Regions from separate parts of the Homo sapiens genome. Here region 2 is linked to region 1. The links are chromatin contacts, found by Hi-C in ENCODE. All regions are on one chromosome and are shown on one strand. Each heading gives the region's core, a stretch centred on a gene start or an enhancer-like site at or near the end of the contact. The rest is flanking DNA. Distances are from core to core; before and after follow the strand shown. Region 1 holds the start of RADX (RPA1 related single stranded DNA binding protein, X-linked). Region 2 holds the start of AMOT (angiomotin).

Evidence for each region. A loop is a pair of places that touch in the nucleus more often than their neighbours do. Pooled maps may share reads with other maps.
Region 2: a loop to region 1 is called in a map of B cell, with 29 times the contacts of the local background. The contact joins the promoter of AMOT here to the promoter of RADX in region 1. A Hi-C loop is called at or near these places in 2 of 168 maps with a recorded cell type or tissue (B cell and CD8-positive, alpha-beta T cell) and 5 of 50 pooled maps.

The regions. Positions count from the first base shown.
Region 1 is chrX:106,609,541-106,615,933 of GRCh38, reverse strand. RADX (RPA1 related single stranded DNA binding protein, X-linked) reads right to left here and starts at 3,956. Exons shown (of 14, transcript NM_018015.6): 1 at 3,211-3,956. The coding sequence starts at 3,853. RefSeq lists enhancers at 3,392-3,731, 3,772-3,961.
Region 2 is chrX:112,836,848-112,843,240 of GRCh38, reverse strand. It overlaps AMOT (angiomotin), which reads left to right and starts at 2,410. Exons shown (of 14, transcript NM_001113490.2): 1 at 2,410-2,789. It overlaps LOC107985651 (a long non-coding RNA gene), which reads right to left and starts at 1,515. Exons shown (of 3, transcript XR_001755993.2): 1 at 1,373-1,515. RefSeq lists a silencer at 1,565-1,904.

The DNA of each region.
Region 1 (6,393 bases), core at 2,707-5,206:
AAGTACTCTCCCTGCAAAAAACAAAAATAAAAACCAAATCTGTAGACCAAATTCACTTAGACAGATGTAAAAATAATCGTGACCAAGTGGGAATTCAAAAGTGGCTCAACATTAGTAAAAACATCAATTTATTTCATTCATTCTTTTATTCAACAAATACTGAATGCCTACTATGTGCCAGTCATTGTTCTAGCTGTAAGATATGGCCCACAGAAATGAAAAAAAAAAAGAGTTGTGGATCTTATAAAAATGTAAGAGAGGAAAGAAAAACAGCTAAAGAAAATAATTTCAGAATGCTATGATTCTATGAAGATCATTTGCAAGGTGGTATAATAAGAATAAATGGGGGAGGAAATATTTATTTAAAAGGCACTTTTAAAATGTTTTTATTTGAGCTGAAACTGGAAGATGGGAAGAAACTTTCCAGAAAGAGGAAAAAGCAAGTGCAGGAAAAAGACTGGAGGTTTGAGGATCAAAAAGAAGGCTGGTTGCTAGAACAAAATGGTGGAGGAGGGGGGTTAGAGATTCGAGAGGTGAGTAAGGGATTCTGTAGGGCAGGGGTCAGCAAATTATACAGCCCACAAGCCAAATCTTGCCTGTTGCTTGTTTTTGTAAATGAAGTTCTATTGCAACACGGCCAGACCCATTCATTTACATACCGCTTGTGGCTGCTTTCCATATACAATGGCAAAAGTGAATGGTTGTGACAGAGATCATGTCTGGAAAGACAAAAAGATTTACTGTTTGGCTCTTTACTGAAAGTTCGCCATCCTCCGCAGTACGGCCTGCCTTCCAGACCCCGGTAGAGTTTGGGTTGCTGCCTAAATGCAATGGGAGCCACCTGAGAGATTTAGGCAGGAGGGTGTGGCACAGGCTAACTTCTATTTTTAAAAGCTATATTTGAGGTTACAATATGTGTTACCCTTCAGATAGGGTACTGACCAGGAGGAGGCATGAGGGAGACTTTTGGGGTAACAAGATACAGAAATGTTCTATATCTTAAAGGGAGGGGGGTGATGGTTACACAGGTATATGTACGTGAAAATTTATCAAGCTGTATTTTTAAAACCTTTTTTTTTTACTGTGTACAAGGTAAACTTTAATGAAAAGTTTCAAAAGCACAAACGTGTGCCATAAACAAAGTTAAGAGAAAAAGAACAGAATGAAAGAAAATAATTTGCAGTATATAGCAGACAAAATTTTAATACCCATTAGCAAAGGAATCCTATAAATTAATTAGAAAAATGTCAAAAGATGTATTTAAAAATAGTAAGATATGGGGAAATGGGCATTCTCATATGTATGTTGGTAAATGTAAATTAGTACAACCTTTTCAGAAGATGATCTGTCTATATCCACAAAATTAAAAAAATTAAATACCTTTTAAGCCAGCAATTTCGCCAGAGGAAGCCGTTCAACAGCAATGCTTGAACATAGTAAACAAAAATATGTGTACATTCTAATGATGCTTATCATTGTATGTAATACTAAAACACTAATAAGTGCCTAAAACTACAAATTACCTATTCACATGGGCATGATTATAGAAATTATGGCACACCCATGCTATGGAATATTGTATGTACAGATGTACATGAAAGATGCCTGAGATGTGTTCAGTGGAAATAGCAAATCACACAATGCGACATTAATTCCTTTTTTTTAAAAAAATACACAACAAACTGCTGACAATTTGAGATTTTTAGAAGAAAGGTGAAGGCACTAGGGAAGGTGAAAGAGGTCTTTCACTTCTCCCTAATATTTTATTATTAACAATTTGAAACATATAGCAAAACTGAATAAATTTTACAGTGAACATCAATATGCCCACTTCCTAGATTTTATCACTAACATTTTACTATACTTTGGTGGTATATTTCTAACACAATATACTTTCAAATATACAGATTGGGTTTTATTTTGGCATACAGACATTGCCTTTTGTATTATAAATATGGTTTTAATGAATGAATAGATATTACGACAAAATACATTTTACAAAGTATTAATCCCCTCAACTTTTCTTGTAGGGCACCAGTTTTTCATTTACATATTCAATTCTAAAAATTAAAGTGATCAACATTTAGAGTAGTAATGCACTACTGCCTTATTTCACACTTGAGATAAAATCACTCCATTTTTTCATCCCTGAAATAGCTATCTTGCTTTTTAAAATTTAGTTATTTAAAATATCCTTACCTACACATTTCTATAACATCTTTTTTCCTTACAACTGGATGTGACTATAATTGCATGGTTTTTGAGCTAGTTATTCTTTTACTTTCAAGTTTGTTGCTCTTACACGTCACAGTAAGATTATCCGTGATTTAGCATTGTGACAACATTGTAAAAGGGACTGAAAAGCAGTAATGTAGAAAATTATAGTCTTTCTCCTTCCAGTACTTTCTCTTATTTTATTTTTTGCATTTTATTTCTTTCCCCATTTCAAACGTGTTCATGCCTACAGTACTATCATTCCCCTTAATTTCATCTGTTAGAGAAAAAAAACGTATTTTAGAGCAGTTGCTGATGGCAAGCTAGTGTTTTCAAGCTAACTTCCTACTTCTGATACAGAAAAATTGAAGTTCCCAGATCAGTACTCTTTGTGGTGAGTAATAAGAAACAAGAAAATGAGAATGTCAAGCCTTCCCATAAAAATCACACCGTTAAAAGGTGATATTTACATAACTGTTACACGGCGTTTCAATCAATGTAAAGTATTAAGGAATACATCACGGAGCATCCTTTTTGAATGAAGATTAAAACATGCAAACCCGCAAATTTTTACAACCTTTATGCTAAATTCAAATCTATAAGCTCTTCAACCGACACAACGTACTATTTCCACAACTGGATTGGGAATAAAACTAAGATTAATTCCACCACAATCAAACATGTAACGAACGTATGAGGAATACTGACTCCCACATCAGTACGTTTGCCAGACTGAATTTTAAGATGTAGTCAAACACACTTCCTGAATTGGCCACTTTTGCAATCAAAGAAACAAACAAACAAAAAACACCAACAAAAACCACTGGCTGTGCAAATTTCATTGAGCATCCCTTGGTCATTTAAGAAAACTTGTCTACCTACCACTCCTGGCTTGTAATTAACAATACAAAAGCATTTTCATTTCCTTTCCCGTTCACGCAAGCTCCTGAAAACTATTTTTTTTAAAACCCTCTGCCGTTCTTTCCAAACACTTACCGCTAAAGTTGTGTTCCTCAGGTTGCTTGTCTGTTAACCAGATATCTCCATAGGGATCTTCGTTATTCCACAGCGCCAGGTAATGACTCTTCCCGCCTCTTAAAGGCCTCTCTGGTTTCTCCTGGTGCGCTCTATTTCTGAAGGGAGTTTCTAAAGAAATACTGTCTGAAGTCTCCCCACAGTGGACGTTATCTATGCACAGGATCCCCTGGCCTATCCTTTTCTCATTGTAAAGACATGAGACCCTGGAAATTCTCATTTGAATGCCAACTTTAAGAATATTTTGATATACGAGAGAGTTCAAGCTGGGGTCCAGGTAGCACTTCTCCTGGTACACCCCATCTGAGATCGTCACATCATAGCAATAAAGGGGAGGCTTGGGCACCGTGTCGCGTGGCTCATCCTCTAACAGGTACCTCTGGACGGCCAGCACAGTTACAGGCACCACCTCCGAGGGGGTGACACACTGGCGAGGTGAGTCCATAATCTGCTCAAGAACCTTTTGGATCCAGGACCTGGGCCCTTGGGAACCAGCTCTTCGGATCACCCCTCCCGGGACCCCAGCCCGATTCCTCTCAGGGTTCGGCCAATCTAGCCCTGCATGTGAGGGACCAGCCTCAGGCTGTCCTGACTCACCAGACATTGTTGGATAACTGCGTACCCGCTTCACTCCCAAAAGCTAGTTTGCCCCGTCCAAAGCGGAGAGAAATAAAACCGCGCGCTTTGGCGACGATCGCTACTCTGCCCCTGCTGACAGGCAAGACTCCGCCCCGTAGCGAGGCTGCAAAGACTTTACGCGTGCGCGCGCCAGCTCTCCCACCCCGCCCCTCGCTCCGAGCGCTTCCGACTCGAGACACTGTTACTAGGCAGTCACACGCGCGAGTTACGTAGCAGGTCGTCCGACCTTGTGCCCGCCGGGTTGCCGTCTGGGGGAGGGATGACAGGGGAAGGGGAGGGGGAATCGGTGGTTGTCATGGTTCTCAAAGAGGGAGGGGGAGAGCGCTTGTGGTCCCCTGGAAAGGAGGATGCCTAGAGGCAAGGGAAAAGAGAAAGTGGCAAGAATCAGGGTGCAGAGTCAAAGCTCAGGGATTTGGGGGTTTGGGCTTTGGGCCAGGAACAGAAAGTAATTTAGAGTTGGTTAACATATGTTAATGTTATAACATGGGTTTCCTGTAGTATGAACAAAACCAGATAATTTATGCAGAGCCTCCAGGACAGACTCTAGCACAAAAAGTCCTCAGTAAACATTAGCTGCTATTGCGATTAGCATTAGCATAATTATCTGTAGTGGCTCCCTGAGTGTAGGGTGGGTGAATTAGTGTTTAAGTGCAAATGAAAATAGAAAACTAGAACTGGCTTGTAAAGGGCTGCCTTTAGATTAGACTTCTTAAAATGCAGCTAGTTTTAATATAATACCTGGCCTAATATACATCTAGGGTAGAGATTTCAGAAACTTTGTTTAATGTTTGTTTGTTTAATGCAAGGCATATATCAGGAACGAATGTAAAGTGAAAAAGCTGATAAGAATAGTAAAAATTAAGGATAAAATATTTAATAGATGTACTTAGATCCAGTATACATAGAAGGGAGTAATTGTTCTAAGAATACTTTTTAAGATGGTTATGAGCTGATTTTGTTTATACTAATTTCCTTTGGCTCTCTATTTTATCATTCTTTATTCACTATTTATGAAGTCTCTATATGAGGTAGGCACTGTTTTAGGCCACTGGGGATAACTGTAGTCAGGGTCCTTCCCTCAAGTTTCTTCTCATTGCTTGGGCTAAAGAGCCCTGCCGTTATTAATACTTAACTAATTTACTCATTCTATACAGATTTCTTGAGTGTCTGGTCTGGGCAGGGTATAGCCTTGCTAGGGAGACCAAAAAACATAGTAAGGGGAAATAAAGTGGAGGGAACAGGAGTTAATATTTTATAAAAAGTATGATTACAGAAAGGTTCTCTAGTAAGAGACTGAACAGAACAGAGATGTGCAGGAAGTGAGGAAGTGAGCTATGTGGATATCTAGGGGAATGGCACTTGAATCAGAGAAAACAAGAAGAATAAATTCCATGAGACAGAAGCATACTTGATATTTTCAAGGAAATGCATAAGCCAATCAGCCGCAGTGGAGGGGCGAGGGGGAGAGTGGTAGGAGGTGAGGTCAGAGAGGTAGCAGGGTTTCTTCTATTATGAGCAAAGGAGTGACATGACACTTAGTCTTGAACCCCACTTCCTTCATGATGCCTCCCCTCACCAATTCAGTCTAGGATAATCTTTCTCTTCTCTGTATCACCTTGTATCACTCATTTGATACTTATCATCTAATACTTGCAGTTAAAAAAAAAAAACTTAATGTATGCGTAACTCAGAGTTTCTCAACATGGGCACTCTTGATTCTTTGGGCCAGAAAGTTTTTTGTTGTGGGCTGTCTTGTGCACTGTAGGATGCTTAGCAGCATCTCTGGCCTCTACCCATTAGATACCTGTAGCACCTCCCCCTCCAGTTGTGAGAACCAGAAATATCTCCAGACATTGCCAAATGTCCCCTGGGGTAGCAAAGTCGCTACAAGTTGGAACACCCGATTATGATCTGCATTAACTAGATCTTAAACTTTTCGAAAGCAGAAACTGATTTGTTCTTTCACTACTGCTATGCATAAAAGGCACTCAAATATTTTAAATAAGTAAAACATATAATTCCCAGTGCCTCTCTACCAAAGGGAATATACAAGTGTGGCTTTCCATAAACAAACAAATGCAATATACAAAAATCCAAATTTACCAAACATAAAATAAGTTGCCTGAGTGTAGGTACTTTGTTATGTAAACTGCAGAATCTCCAGTGGCAAAATAAGTATCTAGCATATAGTAGGTACTCAATAGTTTTGTTGAATGAATAAATGAAATTATGGATTTGTATTGCATTTACTGTAGGGGTCATTAAATGTCGACTATCTCTGTTGTTTATCAAAGGAGAATGTGTTTGAAATATTTCAAATCTATTCCATCAGCAGCCCCTAAACTATATATGCTCAGTGAAATTTATGACTAATAGTATTGTCTCATCACATTCTGTGTCCTTCCAGCTAATTCATGAAAGATGGATATTAGCAGTGGTGCTTAGTATTTGGATAATTACTGGAATTGGGAAGAAATAGCACTAATGTTTAGTTTTACACTACTA
Region 2 (6,393 bases), core at 1,161-3,660, 6.2 Mb before region 1:
ATTCTTCCATGTGCATGTTTAACTTTTTTCACTTGGACAGCATTGATTTTAACAAATATCCTTTTGCCTCTGTGATTGGTAGTAGTCCTGCAGCATATACCCGCCCCCCCACATCTAGCTCTCCTGTCCACTCCAAATAACAAGGCTGAAATAACCTTTCCTTGCTTCACAAACCAGGTGTCTCCATATTTTGAACATTCAAAAACTCACTTTCTCCATGAAAAATCACCCAAATAACCTCACTTCATACATAAACAGAATCATAACGAGAATCATTTTGTGCACACTCCTGCTTCTGAATCTTTCCACAGCTCCTAGCAGAGCATGCTGCACACTCCATGACATGCAATAGTCCACTACTTTTCCTGCAGAGTTGGATTCTGAGCCCCTGTTTACTGTGTGATAGTGTTTCCTTTAAGCACACTTCCTCTTGCATGCCTTGATCCATGGCCCCCCAGATGGCTCCCATTAGGCAGGCTTGAATTGGATGTCACTCTTTCATTGGCATGAGCCATTATAATGGCCTTGCGCTGTCAAGGCGTTTACATTTAGGCTTGCTTCCTACTTGAAATGTTTTCTAGGAAATATGGATCTGTAGAGAATGGTGGTTTCCATGGTAAATGTTCCTTCATATTTGTTTTCTTAAGTTCACTTCGGAGATACACAGCATGATTTCCTCTTTCAGTACCAGAACCACAATAGCTTTAAGTTGTCATGAAATTGTAGAACTTTAAAAAAGAAATCTCACCCACCCTGCTTAGAAAAGGGGTAATTTATTATTCTAACTGCAGGGAGTCAACTTCATATCCACCCCCAAAATTGTAGGAAAAGAGTTGACTTTTTAAAATAAAGCCACAAAACCTACACGACCTTGGATGTAAATGCTTAAAACAGATGAGCAAAATATTGATCCTCTAACACATCTAAGACTCTCCATTATGTTTCACACACAAGTAGGAACACATACATGTGTGGAGTGCTTTATAGTTTTCACACACATTTTATTTTCATACCAGTGCCTTTAAGTTAATAGGGCATGTCTTACAGCATTTACTTACAGGTAGAAAAATTAAGGCTGAGAAGTTAAGCCACTTAACAGAAGTCATACAATTAGCTAGTAAGTGCCAGGGCCCCAAATGAATTCTTCCTTTGGTTCCAAATTCCATGTTATTTTGCTACCCTGACACTGTTTCTTTGTGCCTTCGTTTTTCTAGATGTAAAATGGTAGATTTTCCGTGTCCCAGGATGCTGTTCTCAACCCTCTCGTTTTTAACCAATGTCAGCTTTTTTCACAGTCAGCAGAACACCACAATGACACTTCATGTACTTTCCCCCCTCCTGATTTAATAAACTAAGGGGGAAGAAAAGTTACCTATTCGCAGAAAGCTGGACAGTGCCATAAACATAAAGGCGTACCAGAGTCGGCCGACACACTGTTGCACTCTTTTATGAGACTGAGAAATAAAGCGTCTCATCTTTCTCTTGCCAGCAGTAGCTGGGGTAGAACATAGAACTACACAATAGCCTCTTGTTTAGTTTTATTAATTTTGAGGGCGGGTGGGACAAAGGGATCAGACTGGCGACTCCAGGGCCCAATCGCAAGCGTATACTAGGCCAGGCTGGGCCAACCGGTAGCTGCAAAAGAATGGTGGGCGGGACTTACGCTTCAGGGACGCGCTCCGCCCAGGCCGGCGCTCCCAGCCCGCCCAGGGGCGGAGCCTCCGCGGAGCGCCGCCCGCGACCCCTCCTCCCTCGCCCCTCAGCTTCTGCGGCCCGCCAACGGGAGGGGGGCAAGCGCCCGGGGCGGGGGAGCGGAGGAAGAAAGGAGGGTGTCTCGCAGAGCTGTGACCTGGGTGGGGGCCTGCTGGTAATAGGAAGCAAGAGGGGAAGGAAAACGAAGGAGCGCTTCTCCTTCCTGCATTATTTTAAGCAGGCTTTGGTGGAAGCTGCTTTTCAGCATTTCTATTATTTGTTTTTCTTCCTCCCGCAGTGGGGCGGGGAGCTGCACTGGCTCTCCCACGCGTCTATGCCGCGCTGTTGCCGCAGATTATTATTGTAGTCTTTTGCAAAACCCTTTCCTTCTTCCCAGCCAGTCCCCGCGCAGACTCTCACGGCTACGGCAACCGAGTCGTGCCCCTCTAGTGGGAAGGCGAGAGCGAGGGTCCCTTGCTTTCGCCCGAGCTCCCGGACCCCGCGGTTCAATTGTTTGAAACTTCCACGCCCCCCGGCCCCGCCTCTCTTCCGCGCTCCCCTCACTCCTCACTTCCAGGGTCCAGGCAGGCTCCCGCCCTTCTTTCCCCGCCCTCTACTCCGCCTTCCTCCCTCGTCCACCCCTCCCGCCGCCCTGCTCCGGGGCGGTCCTAGCCGCTCACCGCAAGAAGAAAAGCCACCCGTTCGTCCCCCTCCCCTACCTCCCATCCTTTGCCCAGGAGCTGCCTTGGCAGTCACGCCCCTTCCTTCCGAGGAGCTTTCTGGCTGCCTAAACTGGTAGACCCCCTGAATTACTCCTCCATCTCCGCTCTCTTTCGCCTCCTCTTCTCTTAGTTCTCTCCGCCTCCCCCTCAACTACCACCACCTCCAGTCAGTCTCGCCTCCGGCTATCCGCTGCTCCACCCTCTGGCCCGGTATCCTGCCTGTCCGCTGCCACCAAGGAGAGCCCGGACGGAGCAGCGAGGAGGGGAGCAGCCGGGAGTTGGGGCTTCCCCCCTGCCCATCCCTGGCCGCTGGCCCGGGACCGAAGCCACTTGAGCGAGCAGAGAGTCGTCACCTTGTCTTCTTTGCCTTCAGGGGTAGGAGACGCGTGGTTACTTTTCGCGGGGAACTGGGGCAGGAATCCATGGTGGCATGAACTTGGTCGTGCCCTCGGCGTGAGTGAATCGATCTAGGCGCGTGTGGGAATGCCCGTGTGTTCTACTTTCTTTGCAGCTCGCCATGAGTTTTTTTGGATGTGCAGCAAGTTAAATCGGTTAGAGTGTGCGCTGCTTTCCCGTCCTACTTCGGTGAGGAGATGCTAGTGGGTACCACTACTAGATGGTACTTTTACTTCTTTACCTCCTGGGGTTCTTGTGGGTCTCTAGGTAATTAATCACATTGAGGAGCTAAAGACCCGAGGGAAGCTGAAATCTACATTTAGCCCAGCATGCATGTCAGTGCTTATCTCAGATAACTAGATAGGTTTCTGCTAAGTGCTTAGGCTTGGGGTGGGGACTCACACTCCCTGAGGCGGGAGCAGGAGGGGTAGGACCGTGAATTCTTGAAGTTTTAAAGTCTGTGTAATCTAAAACAAGGCTACTCTTTGAGATGTGTGGTGGTGGTGGTAGTGCTTGTGGTGGTAGTGATAGTGGTGGTGAGGAGGGAGTTGCCCCTATCTGCTTTAGAAGATCCAAAGATGTTAGTAAATAGTTTTGGGGGATCTTGAGGGTGTCTTGAGGGTCCAAGCCTGGGCCACTGCACATTGGTGCTTCAACAGTAAGATGGGCTTCATGGGTTTGTGAAAATGAAGAGAAAGAAAAGGGGGAGGGAAAATAACAGTCTTTAATAGACTGTGAGCAGTTCCTGGTAGATTGCCACTAATAATAATATAATAATTTGCATAAAGGGACTAAGTAGAATTAAATGAGCAAGGAAAGAGAAAGTTGGTGAGAAACAGCATTTTCAATCTCTAGTGTATGTTTTAGAACGAACTTTTCAACAACCTGGGATGTTTAGTGCATGAAGTTCTCCTCCCTCCCCGCCATGAAGAGTGGACGTTGGGAGGCAGTTTAAAACTTTTATGAATATAACCCTCTTCTCCCATTCAGAGAAGAAGATAATTAGTCACCATAATCTTCAATGATGAAGGGCTAAGGATATTTAAGTCTCCTTGAGCTAGGCTTTGTGAAAAGTTCTTTCTCAGGCCAGCCTTTGTGAAGCCTTCTCAGTTAGACCTTTCAGCACCCTCATTTAGTAGCTAAGAATAGTTTGAAATGCCATTTTGGATGTGGTATACATTTTCATCCATCTCCCACCTATCTTCAATTGGACAAGTGCGTCAAGCCTGTAAGTGATGGTGTTCAAAGACTTATTACTGAGATGTCCTTAACCCATTGCTTATTTGGGAACACATTATTAACATACATTTTAAAATAACTTTGGTTGATTTTAATGAGTGAAAGGAAAGTAGGAAGGTAGAGAAGGGCGACAATTTTAAAGGCTATCCTGTTTCAGATCAGCTGGGAGGGAAAAGCTGGCCTGACCAAACTACATTTTATAACTGGCCTGGGACATTTTAACAGCCAGGTGGTTGTAGAGTAGTTGCCTCTATTTACAGATGATAACTAAGGTTCCAACTATTCTGTATGGGTTTATCCGGCGTCATTGACAGACACTTTCTGGCACTACATCATACTTCATTTTAAATTACTTCTTTCCTTGGAAAAGTTCGTGGCTTTGTAAAATTGTAAGTGCTTTTTCTACCTTCACAGTCTAGATGTGAAGTAAACCTCTGACCACAATTGTATGTGGAGTCACTTTTACATGAAATTTGTGGATCTGTTTACCTATTTAAAAGATTTTAGAAAGGGAATTTTAATAATTCATAGTCAATGCAGTTTTGGATTTGGAAATTAAAATTTCATTTCTGGTTTATGAAGTTTGATTTATTAGACTAATTCCCAACAAGGACATTTGTAGAGTTGCTTTTTCTTTCTGAGGTTTTGTAAAGACTGCATCAGACTCTAGAATGCTTTAAGAATAGCCTAATCAGAAGGCAGGGGGATGGATACTATGACCTTGAGGTCCCATTGAGTGCCAGAATTCTAAGTGGGTACATCTGCTTCTGTGCCTCTCCCAAGAGCCCTCTCCCAGGGCCTGCGCCTTCTTTAAAAGGGTGTCTTTGTAATTAAGCGGCCCTTCTTCCCCATCCCCCTTTCTTCCTTTGATCCAGCTTTTTAAGGCCTTTTTTTCCATTTGGAGACAAGAGGGGTTTCTCACACTTTCCTGTTCCCCTCTTAACGCTTCTTTTCCTTTACCCCAGAAAAGTCCCCTGAAGTTCTCAGGATGGTTAGAAGTTGTTTTGTTTTGTTTGGGGCGTGGGGGTGGAGTGGGGGAGTTGTTACCAATGAGGAGGAATAGAGGATATATTCCCTCTTGGGAAATGCTTGTGACCAGGTAGCCTCCTCCATGGAGACTGAGCATTTGGAATGCATGAGAACAGTCTATTCTTGGGGACTGTCTGGTAGAAATTGTCCTTTGCACCCATTAAGCCCAGCTTAAACACTGAAAGGGGTGGGGAGAGGTGTGTGTGGTCGTACTGGAGCCTTTTAGGATGGTAAATGGGTAAATGTTTCCAAATCTCCTATTACATCATCTCTTTCTCCCATGGATTCAGTAGGTTTAGTGATCTGCTTGACAAGTTAATTAGCTGGGGACTAAACCAATTTGTTTAGAATTGTGATCCATTGATTTCCTGTCCCCAGGAATTTTTGTTGGTGTTTTACTATGATGTGTTGTCTTTAGTCTTACTTACTTTTCCCTCCTTGCTGCCTTTTGTGGACTTTGGTCCAAATTCTAGGGTTCCACCCCCAAGTCAAAGGTTAGAATTTTGTCCCAGGAACTAAGGGGGTATTAAACAGGCTGGCCATACTGCATTACTCTCCTCCATGGTGGGCTTCTGACCCCTTTTAACCCAGAGAAAGGAGGGAAGTCGCCCCTTCCACACACAACACACACAATCTGAACAAAAAAAAAGAAAAAGAAAAAGAAAGAAAGAAAATAGGAGGTCATTTGCTTTATAAAAGAATCCACAACAGGTTTTCTTTGTAAGTACTAGCTTTCCTAGTTAGTGCCTTTAAACTATGACTTGATATATAAAAATTCACTCTAACTGGGCCTTCTCGGAAGCATATTTATTGCATAAAGGAATACATAAGAATTTGTAATGATTATCGCTTAAATTAAGTGAGGCCATTATTTGGCCTTTGAAATCTTTTTGTTATATGGAATGGAGTTAGTTAATTGTCTAAATCATTCTGGCTTGTAATAATGCTGGCCACGTTAGCTCTGGCCTACAACTGCTTGCAGAAGAAAGCTAGTATTACTTTTTGAAAATAAATCAGACTTTATAGATTTTGAACAATTCTAAGGATGAGACTATCCACCCCATATAGGTAAAATGTTTTATTTCCAGCTACTGTATTTGACTAACCCAGGGATCCAGAAAGTTATTTCTAGTAAATAATGGCGACTGATGCCACTTTAACCTAAGAATCTGCAATAAGATTTCCTAGTGAGCCTATTGGTGAGAAGGACCTGGGCTCTAGGCCCAACTGTAACTCGGTTTACTACCTCTGTTAAGTTTTTTTTTTTCCACTGTAAATTATGGGTTTGGACAGGGTAATTTTGAGAGCCAGTTCT